2 separate regions of the Homo sapiens genome follow, and region 1 is linked to region 2. A link is a loop called in an ENCODE intact Hi-C map of the cell type or tissue named here. Cell type or tissue: HCT116. All regions are shown on one strand. Links, peaks and the distances in the headings refer to the core of each region. The heading gives the core; the rest is flanking DNA.

Region 1 (2,500 bases), core at 1-2,500, 820 kb before region 2:
ACCTTGGCAAGGTCCTCCCAGGCACCAATTCCCTAAGAGTGCTTATGCCTGGGGAGACCTTGAGTGTAAATTGAGGAGCATGGGGGCACCTGAGGGCTCCAGGGCCTCTGAGAACAAAAGCGAGAACATCTGTGCCTCCACGAGCTCTGGGCGCCATCTGTGAGCTTGGCCCCGAGTGGCACAGACCACTGGAAGCCCACAGCGAGGGCAGGGGGACAGGTCCTCTGTGCTTTCTAATAATAAGATGATAAGATGAGGAATCACAGCTGCCATTTGCTGAGTACTCCTTATGTGCCAGGCACCTACCAAGTGCTTTATATTCATTTTCTTACTTCATCCTCATTGCAAGGTAGAAATTACAGCCCACTTTACAGAGGACAAAACCTGGACTCAGAGAGCAGCTGGACCAAGATCTTGGCTCTGTGCACTTCTCCCCACTGCCATCTCTCACCTGGATGTGGGTAACAGCTTGTACTCCCCACCCCATCACTCAGTCCTTCTCCACTCTGCAGCCAGAGTGGGCTTTTGAAATCACCAAGCTGAGTATGACATTCCCATGCTTACACTCTTCTTCAGCGAGCCTCTCCCTGGTGCTGTTGGGAGGAAAAAAGTCCCAAGTACTAAATAATCCCAAGCCCTAAACTTTGGATCCTGCCTGGAGCTCCTGGTTCTCCAATCCTTCTGGCTTTACTCACGCCCCTCACCTTTGGTGCTGGGTTCTAAGCACACTGGCTTTCTCTCAGTTTCCACAATATGCTAGTTCTCTCCTGCCTCAGGGCCTTTGCACAGCTCTTCCCACCCTGTGAGCAACTTCATCACTACTCACCCTTTCAAGTTCAGCTTAGAGTCAAGTTCCTCTCAAGGAAGCCTTCCCTGCCATTCCAACCCCAGGTTAAGCCCCACTGCCCTGTTCTGTAACCGTATGACACTTGCCATCATTAGGGTGAATCAAAGGATCTTGCGTGAATACTCTGCCAGTGGTTGACCATTTTAGACCTACACCAATGTCAGTTTTCTATGGTGTAACCTGATAAATATTTGTTGTGTTATCTCTTCAGTGTTGGGCCCCCTGACATTTAGGAGAGGCAACTGTCTGTTGCTCACCATAATTTCAACCTAGCATCATACACCGACACAGATTACAGCCTCGATACTGTGATGGGTGAACTAATGATTACATTGCAGGTCAGGATTAAACCCCAGTCTCTCTGGGAGAGTTTAAACAACTTCGCACCAAGTCTACACTAACATGGGGGCCGCCTGCCTACCACGTGTCACCAGCCATGGGTTGCAAAGACAGGCCATGGTGCCAGCCCTGCTGGATGGACAGCAATGGCACACAGTAGCAGGCTCCAGCTGTCACACAGTCTGACCCAGTTCTCCAGGACTGTGTTCGGTTTCACTGGGAAGTGGCCAAATGGCAGTCCGGCTCAACTAGATGGAGGGACCCAAGATTTGGGGCCAGACCTCCTCCCCACCGGCCGGGTGTTCCAGCCTCATGGCCTGTGCACTGTGCACCTGAGGCCACATGGTGGCAGTGTTGGAACCGACTGGGCTCTGGAGGAGTTGAACGAAGCCTCAGCCTCACTCCGCAAGATGCCCTTAGAGGCCGCGTCGCTGCATGTGCACACTGTGTGCACAAAAGGGTGTGCGCGCAGGATGGGCTGCAAGTGTGCATTGTGTCAGCGTGTGTAGGTGCCTGTGTGTTTGTGTGTGTGGGGGATATCTGGGGTGTATGTGTGCATAGGCCTAAACATGCACTTGTATTTCTGCGTGTGGGTGTGTGTGGGTGCCCTCACGCATCTGTGTTTATCAGTGACTCTATGCAGGTGTCCATGTGTGTGTGTATGTAACTGTCTGCTTTGTAAGAATGCCTTCGGTGCAAAAGTGTTTTCATGCCGCTGGTTTGTGCATGTGAGGTGTGTTTCTGTGTGTGTGTGTGTCCGTCCATTGAACCTCTGGTGCAGTGAAGGGAGAGTCAGTGGTTGAGCGCGTGTGTATATCTGGGTATCAGGATACACTGAGGGCTTGGCCTCCCTCCGCTGGCCTTGCCTCTCCCACCATCATGTGTATGGACAGCTGTTCTGATTCGCTCCCCAGCCCCCAGCCTCGGGCTCCAGCAGGTGTAGATCCCCTTAAGGTGTCCTGCTCCTCCTCCTGTCCTTCCTGCCATGCCTCCACCCCACCAAGCACCAGCTCCTGCAGGTTCAGATCTTTACCCAGATGTACCTGCAGGGCTCCAAGTGTGTGTTGCAGGGCCGGGGGGCAGGGCTGGAAAATCACCTCTTGACCCCCGTGCCGTGGTGGAACCAAAGCCCCACTCTAGCACCTGCCTCTGGTAGTCTTTCGTCTGCCCGCAGGATGAAGCTCTCCTCTCTGGGGAAGGTGCACCCTTATGGCTAGGGGCCCCGGTGGGTCCTAAAAGGGCAGACTTCACTGCTTGGCCAGGTCTCCTGTCCTCAGACTAGAGGACCCTAAAGATGGGGCTCTGTGTCTCCCT
Region 2 (8,012 bases), core at 3,524-6,023:
AACAGCAACAGGATCACAGACAGGACAGGAAACCAGGCACATGGTAAACAGAAGTCATCATTCTCTAGTTTTCTTTTTATTTTTTTTAAGATTATTTATTTATTTATTTATTTATTTATTTTGAGACAGAGTTTCACTCTTATCGCCCAGGCTGGAGTGCAGTGGCGTGATCTCGGCTCACTGCAACCTCTGCCTCCCAGGTTCAAGCGATTCTCCTGCCTCAGTCTCCTGAGTAGCTGGAATTACAGGCACGCGGACGCCTGGCTAACTTTTTTTCATATTTTTAGTAGAGACAGGGTTTCACCATGTTGCCCAGCCGGTCTGGAACTCCTGACCTCAGGTGATTTGCCTGCCTCGGCCTCCCAAAGTGCAGGGATTACAGGCGTGAACCACTGCGCCCAGCTCCATTCTCTCATTTTCTGATGAGGAAAGAGCACATTTTTCAACAGCCTAGACAACAAAAAGATGCACCCTTGCAAAGAACCGAGTTCGCCACGGCGCTTTCTTTCATCATCCACCTCCTCCCTGTGGGCAGAGCGCTCACCTCCCTGCCCAAGCTACTTGTTTCAAGTCAAATTTTGCCTCACTCAGGACTCACAGGTCTCCCTTTGTCTGGGATGGGATGTACAGTCTCTCTTGATTGCTGCAATTATTTGAAAACGATGTCTCGATTCCCCAGTCCCTCTCAGGGCTCTCTGTCCTCATGGCCATGTGTCCCCTGCCCCCCATCTCTCTGCTGTCTGGGGCAGAATTCCTCGGAGGGATAGCTGGAGACACAAGCAGCCCCAGTGGGTGATGACGGACACACCCCCAAAGACTCATTCCTTGTACATCACTTTTGGGGATGAATAAAGACGGCCGATTGGGGTGTGTGAGGAGGGTGTCAGTGAGCTCTTCCTGGAGAGCTGGGTTCAAGCTGAATGGGGCTTTCTTAGACAGGCATTGATGATCAACCATAAAACTGTGGCTCACACAGGTTTGGCCCTTTCAGGGTGCCAGACCCTGGGCTGAATGCTTCACATGCCCCACAACTGCCCTAGGAGTTGAGTACTCTATCACCATCCCTGTCTTGTAGATCAGGAAGCTGAGAGTGAGAGGGTGTGATTTGCCCGTGGTTTTGGAGCTCAGAGAGAGGAAAATCCTGAGCTCAGAGAGACTCAGTCCTCGCAGCAGCTCTGAGAGAGGAACTGCTCGCCCCATTTCACAGACAAGGGCACTAAGGCCAGCAGAGGGGCGGCGGCCCGTCCTGGTCACCCAGGGCACCTCCAGCACTGCCCCTCCCATGGGGAATGGCTGCCGGCGTAGGTGCCCCTCACCTTGCAGCTCTGGGGTTAGCATCCAGGGCTGGAGGGCTCGGAAGAACCCAGTTCACCCAGCACATGGGATCAGGGCACAGCAGGAGCGGGAGGTGCAGGTGCAGGCAGCCCTGAAGGTGGTTTAGGAACTCAGGACTTGGTCCAGCCTGTGACAGGGGGTCATGCTTGGGTTTCAAGCCGGGGCAGCTCATGGTCATGTTTGGATTTGGGAGCTGCCTGGCGGTCCCATGGTGAGTGGATCAGAGGGAAAGAGACCCACGGCTGAGCAGGCAGGAGGAGGCTGCAGGTGGCCAGGGGGAGAGGGAAGGGGTGAGGACAGAGGGGTGAGCAGGGATCCCACAGACGTGACCAGCAGAGTCACTGGGGGGCTCCAGCCTTGGTGATCTGGGGGCTGGCAGGGGCTCCGTGTGGGACAGCATCTCCCTTCATCAGGGTCCGGCCCTGCAGCTACTGTGCACCTCCTCTCTCACCTCTGGATCCCTCCTGTTCTTTGTCCCCTGGCTGGAGGCAGGGGGCTGTGGGGCCACCAGCGAAACTGCAGTCCCCCTCCGTTGATCTGTGTCAAGGCAAGGATGGGGATCCTGGTGCCTCCACCACGGCACTCCCTCCCTCCTGCCGGCCCTCGCTGTGCCCGCGCTCGCCCAGACCCAGGCCTTCTGGGTCAAGGAGGGGAGGCTCCCCTTCTGCGCCCACTGACCGCTGCCCCTGTCGCCCCTGCCCCTGGACCGACAGCCCCTCCTGCCCCTTCTGCCGGCCGCCATCGCGGTGACTCAGCCTCGCAGCAGCCCTGAGAGAGGAACTACTCGCCCCATTTCACAGACAAGGGCACTAAGGCCGGCAGAGGGGCGGCGGCTCGTCCCGGTCACCCAGGGCACCTCCAGCACTGCCCCTCCCATGGGGAATGGCCGCTGGCGTGGGAAGGGCGCTACATACAGTGTCAGTATTACTTCTGAGCCGCTCAGAACTTTCTCGATGGCAGGACAGAGAGAATGCAAAGCAGCTCAAGTCAAAGAGCGCTTCGGGGCTCTAAAGCCAAGGGAAGAACCGTGCGAAGATGGCTTCCAGCAGCCCTTCCAGCAGGAAAGCCTCTGATTGGCCAAGAGAGGGTCACATGTCCATCTCTGAACCAATAAGAGCATTCAGATCAGGCCTTTGATTGGCAGGCCTGGGTCCCGCCCGGTTTATAAACAACTCAGAGAGGATGAGCCACCCTCCCAGATCACACAACATGGCTGTCCCTTGCTCTGCTCGTGTGTGTGTATGTGTGTGTGTGTGGTGTGGTGCGTGTGGTGCATGTGTGTGGTGTCTGTGTGTGTGGTATGTGCGTGGTCTGTGTCTGGTGTGTGTATGGTGTATATGTCTGTGTGTGGTGTGTGTGGTGTGTGTGTATGGTGTGTGTGTGTGTGGTGTGTGTGTGTGGTGTGTGTGGTGTGTGTGTGTGGTGTGCGTATGGTGTATGTGTCTGTGGTGTGTGTGTGGTGTGTGTGTCTGGTATTTGTGTGTGGTGTGTGTGTGGTGTATGTGTGGTGCGTATGGTGTATGAGTCTGTGTGTGTGGTTGTCTGTGTGGTGTGTGTGTGTTGTGTGTGTGTGTGGTGTGTGTATCTGTGTGGTGTGTGTCTGGTGTATATGTCTGTGTGTGTGGTGTGTGTGTGTGGTGTGTGAGTGGTGTGTGTCTGTGTCGTGTGTCTGTGTGGTGTGTGTGTATGTGTGGTGTGTGTCTGTGTGGTGTGTGTGGTATGTGTGTGTCTGTGTGTGATGTTTATGTGTGTGGTGTGTGTGTGGTGTATGGTGTGTCTGTGTGTGGGTGTGTCTGTGTGAGGTGTGTGTGTGTGGCGTGTGTCTGTCTGTGTGTGTGGTGTGTGTCTGGGCCCCCAAGCTCTGGCTCCTGTAAGGCCACCTTTCCTGCCCCCTCCTCCTCTGATCACATCGTCGGGTATGAGCCACAAGTCCCACCTGCTCTGCTGGACGGGACTTCCCTGGCCGGGGTGGGGCCTCGCTCATCTCTGAACCTCCTCTCCCAACCCACCCTCCAGGGCGCCTCCCAGCCCTGGGCCTCGCTTGCTGTGTGGATTCTGGGAGCCCTTGGGCTGGGAAGGACCTATGGTCCCCACCTCCAGGCACAGGCAGCTCGCCCCCTCCAGGGGCTCCCTGGGGTGGCTGGTTTGGGGGAAGTCGATCCGACCCTCCACCCCCTAAATCGGCCCGGCCTCGAGTCAGGGACGTCCCCCAGAGGCTCCGATGCCCCTTTCCAGCTGCGCGACTTGGAGCAGGTTCCGCATCCACGATAGCGAGGGGGTCCGGGCGCGGTGGCTCACGCCTGTAATTCCAGCACTTTGGGAGGTCAAGGTGGGCGGATCATCTGAGGCCAGGAGTTTGAGACCAGCCTGGCCAACATGGTGAAACCCTGTCTCTACTAAAAATACAAAATTAGTTGGGCGTGGTGGCAGGCGCCTGTAATCCCAGCTACTCGGGAGGCTGAGGCAGGACAATCGCTTGAACCCGGGAGGCGGAGGTTGCAGTGAGCCGAAATCGTGCCACTGCACTGCAGCCTGGGCAACAGAGCGAGACTCCGTCTCAAAAAAAGAAAAAAGAAGAAAGAAAAGAAAAAGAAAAGATAGCGAGGGGATCAAAGGGCTTTCTCCGGGCGCGGCGTGGTCTCAGGAGGACGCATGGAAGACGCGCACACGCGGCTCCCCTTCCTTCCCCCGGGGAGGGTGACATTTCCCAGCCAAGGCTGCCCTCGGGAAAGCAGCCAGGGAGCCCGAAGGCTGGATGCTGAGCGGGAGGAAGGGGCGCCTGCCTGTCCCTACCCACCGTCGCTTGCGTCCCCACGGGCACAGCTCGCAGCCTGGGCCTTGCGTCCTCCCTGACCAGGGCCCGCAGAGAAGGAAGTGCGAGAACAAAGGAAGGGTCCCCTGCCGGCCGCGCCCACGGCCTCCGCGCACGCACACGGCCGACGGACACAGCCCAGAGCGCGATCCTTCCACGCCGGGGCCCCCGCCCTAGCGGCCTCCCGGACCTCGGCTCCCTCGCACGCCCGCGCGGCTGGGAAGGCCCGAGGGTACGGGGGACCCGTTTCTGGAGCCTTCGCAGCCGAGGCCCAGCGGTGGCAGCTGCGGGGATCGGGAGTAGGGGGTGGGGCAGGGGGCCCGTCCGCCCCGGGTTCGCACCCCGTCCGGTGCCCGCGCGTCGCTCTCGGTCTTGGCCCAACGGGGTGTGAACCTGGGTGCCCTAAAAACACCTGGGATCTCCGCGGACCGACGGCGGTGGGAACGGCCACGGGGGACGCTGAAGCCCCGCGGGTCCCGGCTCCGCACCACCCTCGGCCTGGGCGACGGAAACCCAACTGCAGCCTCGCGGCGCCACCTACCGACCGGATTCCGTAGCTAGATTCCCGGCCCCGGGGCGCCCCGTGAGTCCCGCGGTGTACCCGGCTCCCTCTGGCTCCCGGTTCGTCTCTTCCTCCTCCGGGGGCTCCCACCCCAAGTCTCGACGCCGCCCTGCAGCAGACAGCCCGGCCCGGCTCAGGCCTCGGACTCGGTCCTCGTGGAAGGGGAAGGGGTGTTTAAGCTGCCCGGGTCCAGGCGGTATCTCCTGAGCCCGGGGAGCTGAGGCCCCGTCCCCCGCGCCACCACAGGGAGGGACCATTTCCACGTTTACAGAGGGGGAAACTGAGGCCGAGGACCGAGCCCTGACTGTTTTTATGTGGAATTGGGGCAGCTGAACCAGGCCTGCAACCTCTTTCCGCCCCTCTCCAGATCTCTGACCCTGCTCGTCTCCCAGCACCACCCACTCATCCCGAGAGCTCTGCCCCTCTCACTCCACCCAGCCCCCAGCTCTCCTCTGAACCCCCCAGCCACATCCTGCCATCTGTCCTCAGGGACTGCACCTGCCTGTTTAACTCTGTCCTGGATTCTTTGAAAAATCACACACCAGGGAAAGAGGCCCTTGGAGACCCAGCCTCCAACCCCACCGTAAACCCCAGAAACCAAGGCCCTCACCGCCCCACTGTCCTGGCCTGAGCTCTGCGAATTAACATGGTTGTCTGTCTAGACTGGATCCTTCAGTCACCGCCCACCACTGCCTACCGGGCCCAGCGGGGACGTGGCACTTAACACTTGTGCAGATGACAACAGTGAGGGCCCTGGAGCTCATGCTCTGGGCCAGCCGTGAGAATCTCTCCTGTGACCCTCAGCAAATCAGCCCTGTGGGGTGGCAGGACAGTCCTGTGTCCTTAACAACAGGGATGCATTCTGAGAAATGCATCAGCTGCGAAGAGCATAGAGTGGATTTACGCCAGCCGAGATGGTGCGGCCCCTACACACCTGGCTCTTGCCCCTGGGCTACACTCAGGTGCCGCCTGTCTTTGGACCGAATGCTGTAGGCAACCGTGGCACAGTGGGAAGTATTTGTGTATCTACACATAGAACCGGTACAGGAGAAATACGGCGTTGTGATCTTATGGGACCACTGTCGTACATGCAGTCCCTTGATGACCGAAGCGTCCTTCTCTGGCGCATGACTGCATTATTGTTCCCATGGTTCTACAGATGAAGCTGAGGCTCTGCGAGGTCAGGCCTGTCCGAGCTCACACGAAGCAGGTGAGTGGCAGAGCTGAGATTCCAGCCCTGACTCCAGCGTAATTACTTCTCCGCTCTGCCCAGGCCTCCTAGCCCAGTCCATGGCCAGCACCTGGATCCCCGGTTGGGCCGGGCATCAGCAATGGTGACGTGACCCACCCTGACATGGGGCGTGGCTACCCACTCACACATACATCATGTGAGTCACACTCACATGGGTCACATGGTGTGAGGTTCCAGCCCACATCTGGCCCTCAGAGTTCCCAAGTGTCAGATGCCTCTAGGCTGACCCTCCCATTTTATAGACTCAGTCCGCCGAGGCACAAGGCCTTGCTCGGAGTCGCACAGAGCAGCTATGGCCTAGGCTGCTCAATACAGCAGGTAAGACGAGAGCCCGGGTCCCAGGATCTTGGACCTAGCAGAGTTTCCAGGGCTGCAACTTTCACCCTGTAGGATGAGTAACAATTCCGCTGGATTTCCCAGTCCGGGGTGAGGGAGGAAGTGGAAGAGACAGACACTGACACAGAAAATGACAAACCCAGAGATTAGAGCTGAGCTGAAAGACTTGGCTGGGCCTTGGGGAAGCCCAGAGGAGAGATTAGAGGTGGGAGTAGTCAGTCAAGCAAGGATTCTCAAGGAAGTGATATCAAGCGGGCTTTGAAGGATGAGTAGGAGTTTGCCAGCGGAAAAATGTAGGGAGGGGCGTTTCAAGGGAAAGCATGGGGCTTAGAGGGAGCTTGGCTAGTTCCACCTATAACTTACTAGTTAAGTGTGGGCTTGTATGCCAGCCAGACCTGGGTTCAAGTCCCTGCCCTGCTGTGTGACCTCCAGGAAGTGTCTTAACCTTTCTGAGCCTTCTTTTCCTCATCTGTATAATGAGGCAACAAAGCTCTCCTTGATCATGGACAATTGTGGAGTTAGCATAGAGTGGGACACACAGGAGCCCACCAGGGAAGACTAAAGACCATTGGGAGGGGGTGGGCGAAGATAGGAGTGAAGGACGAAGTGGCTGGAGAGGTCACCAGAGGTCAGTTGGGCCTCGAGCGACACTGAGTGCCAAGCTAAGGAAGCTGGCTTCATTCTGAGGACAATGGGGAGCCATGGAAGGGGCTGGAGCTAAGGAGTGACCCACCTGATTTGTGTTTTAGAAAGTGCGCACCCGGCAAGGGCGAGGGCCTCCTTCAGAAAGATGGAGTCTGGGAACTGGAGCCCTGCCTGCCCTGGCCCTGCCCTGGCCCCTTTGTCCCCAGGCCTCCTCTTGCCCTCAGCACTGTGAGGATGAGAAGCTGCCCTGCCCTGAGGCTGAGGCTGAGCCAGGGCCAGAGTGGGTGGCCTGGTTCCACTGCCCCTGGCCCAGGACACCCAGGCCCCAGCACCTGCGCCCCCAGAGAAAAACCAGGGTCTCTGCTTTCCACACAGCCACCTTTTCCTCCCCACCCCCAACACTCCGAAGCCCCCATTACAGAGAAAAGACGGGCAGCAGCACCATAATTTTTGTTTCCCTCTAAATAGGCCTGCTCCCACAAAACCAATTAAAGCACCTGCCGGGACGGGGCTCTGTCAGCAAATTATTTCCAGGCTCTGCAGCCCGAGAATAAATCTCAGAAGGATGAAGTGGACCCGATGGCAGGGGGCTGGCAATGGGGGACCAGGCAGGCAAGATCGGGGGTCACTTTGGGTCCAGGCAGCCGCAGACAGGGTCTTCACGCTGGTCCCCAGACCCTAAGCCTGGATCCCTTCTGCTCCACCAAATCGTCAGTCTCTAAGGAGTGGCACCCTGGCTGTGATGGAAATGACTTCCAGGCCATGGATGGGGGAGTGGTGGCCTGGAGAACTCCACCTCTTTGTCCGCAGCGCCACCTTCTTTGCCAACTTTGACTGCCTTCTCACCATGCGGTGGGATGCAGGTGTGCCCAGCCTCAGTGGGGGGTCTGAAGGCCCAGGTGCCTAACTCTCTGTGGGGCCCTGAGCAAGGCCTTCGCTGCTCTGAGCCTTGGCGTTCCTATCTGTAAAATGGGGGTAGATGGGCCGAGTGCAGTGACTCACACTTGTAATCCTAGGACTTTGGGATGCCAAGGCTGGTGGATCACTTGAGGCCAGGAGATCAAGGCCAG

What was found. Peaks named below come from ENCODE experiments on the same cell type or tissue, not always from the same donor. Only the 100,000 strongest peaks of a DNase experiment are listed, where the experiment ranks them.
Region 1: a loop joins it to region 2, with 26 times the contacts of the local background. A loop is called at or near these places in 99 of 110 quality-filtered maps.

The regions. Positions count from the first base shown.
Region 1 is chr9:126,228,081-126,230,580 of GRCh38, reverse strand. All of the region lies in intron 1 of LOC105376275 (a long non-coding RNA gene), which reads left to right. Among named protein-coding and RNA genes, the nearest start is that of MVB12B, 97 kb to the left of the region's middle. RefSeq lists a silencer at 1,421-1,500. In HCT116, for the core only: CTCF peaks have their summits at 1,331 and 1,535 (motif pointing right); a DNase peak (open chromatin) is centred at 1,560.
Region 2 is chr9:125,404,821-125,412,832 of GRCh38, reverse strand. It overlaps LOC101929014 (a long non-coding RNA gene), which reads right to left and starts at 2,372. Exons shown (of 5, transcript XR_007061776.1): 1 at 2,250-2,372; 2 at 1,787-1,872; 3 at 1,317-1,426; 4 at 599-767; 5 at 55-419. RefSeq lists enhancers at 3,292-3,341, 4,544-5,138 and a silencer at 4,382-4,691. In HCT116, for the core only: a CTCF peak has its summit at 4,695 (motif pointing left); a DNase peak (open chromatin) is centred at 4,676; H3K4me3 peaks cover 1,562 bases; H3K27ac peaks cover 1,578 bases.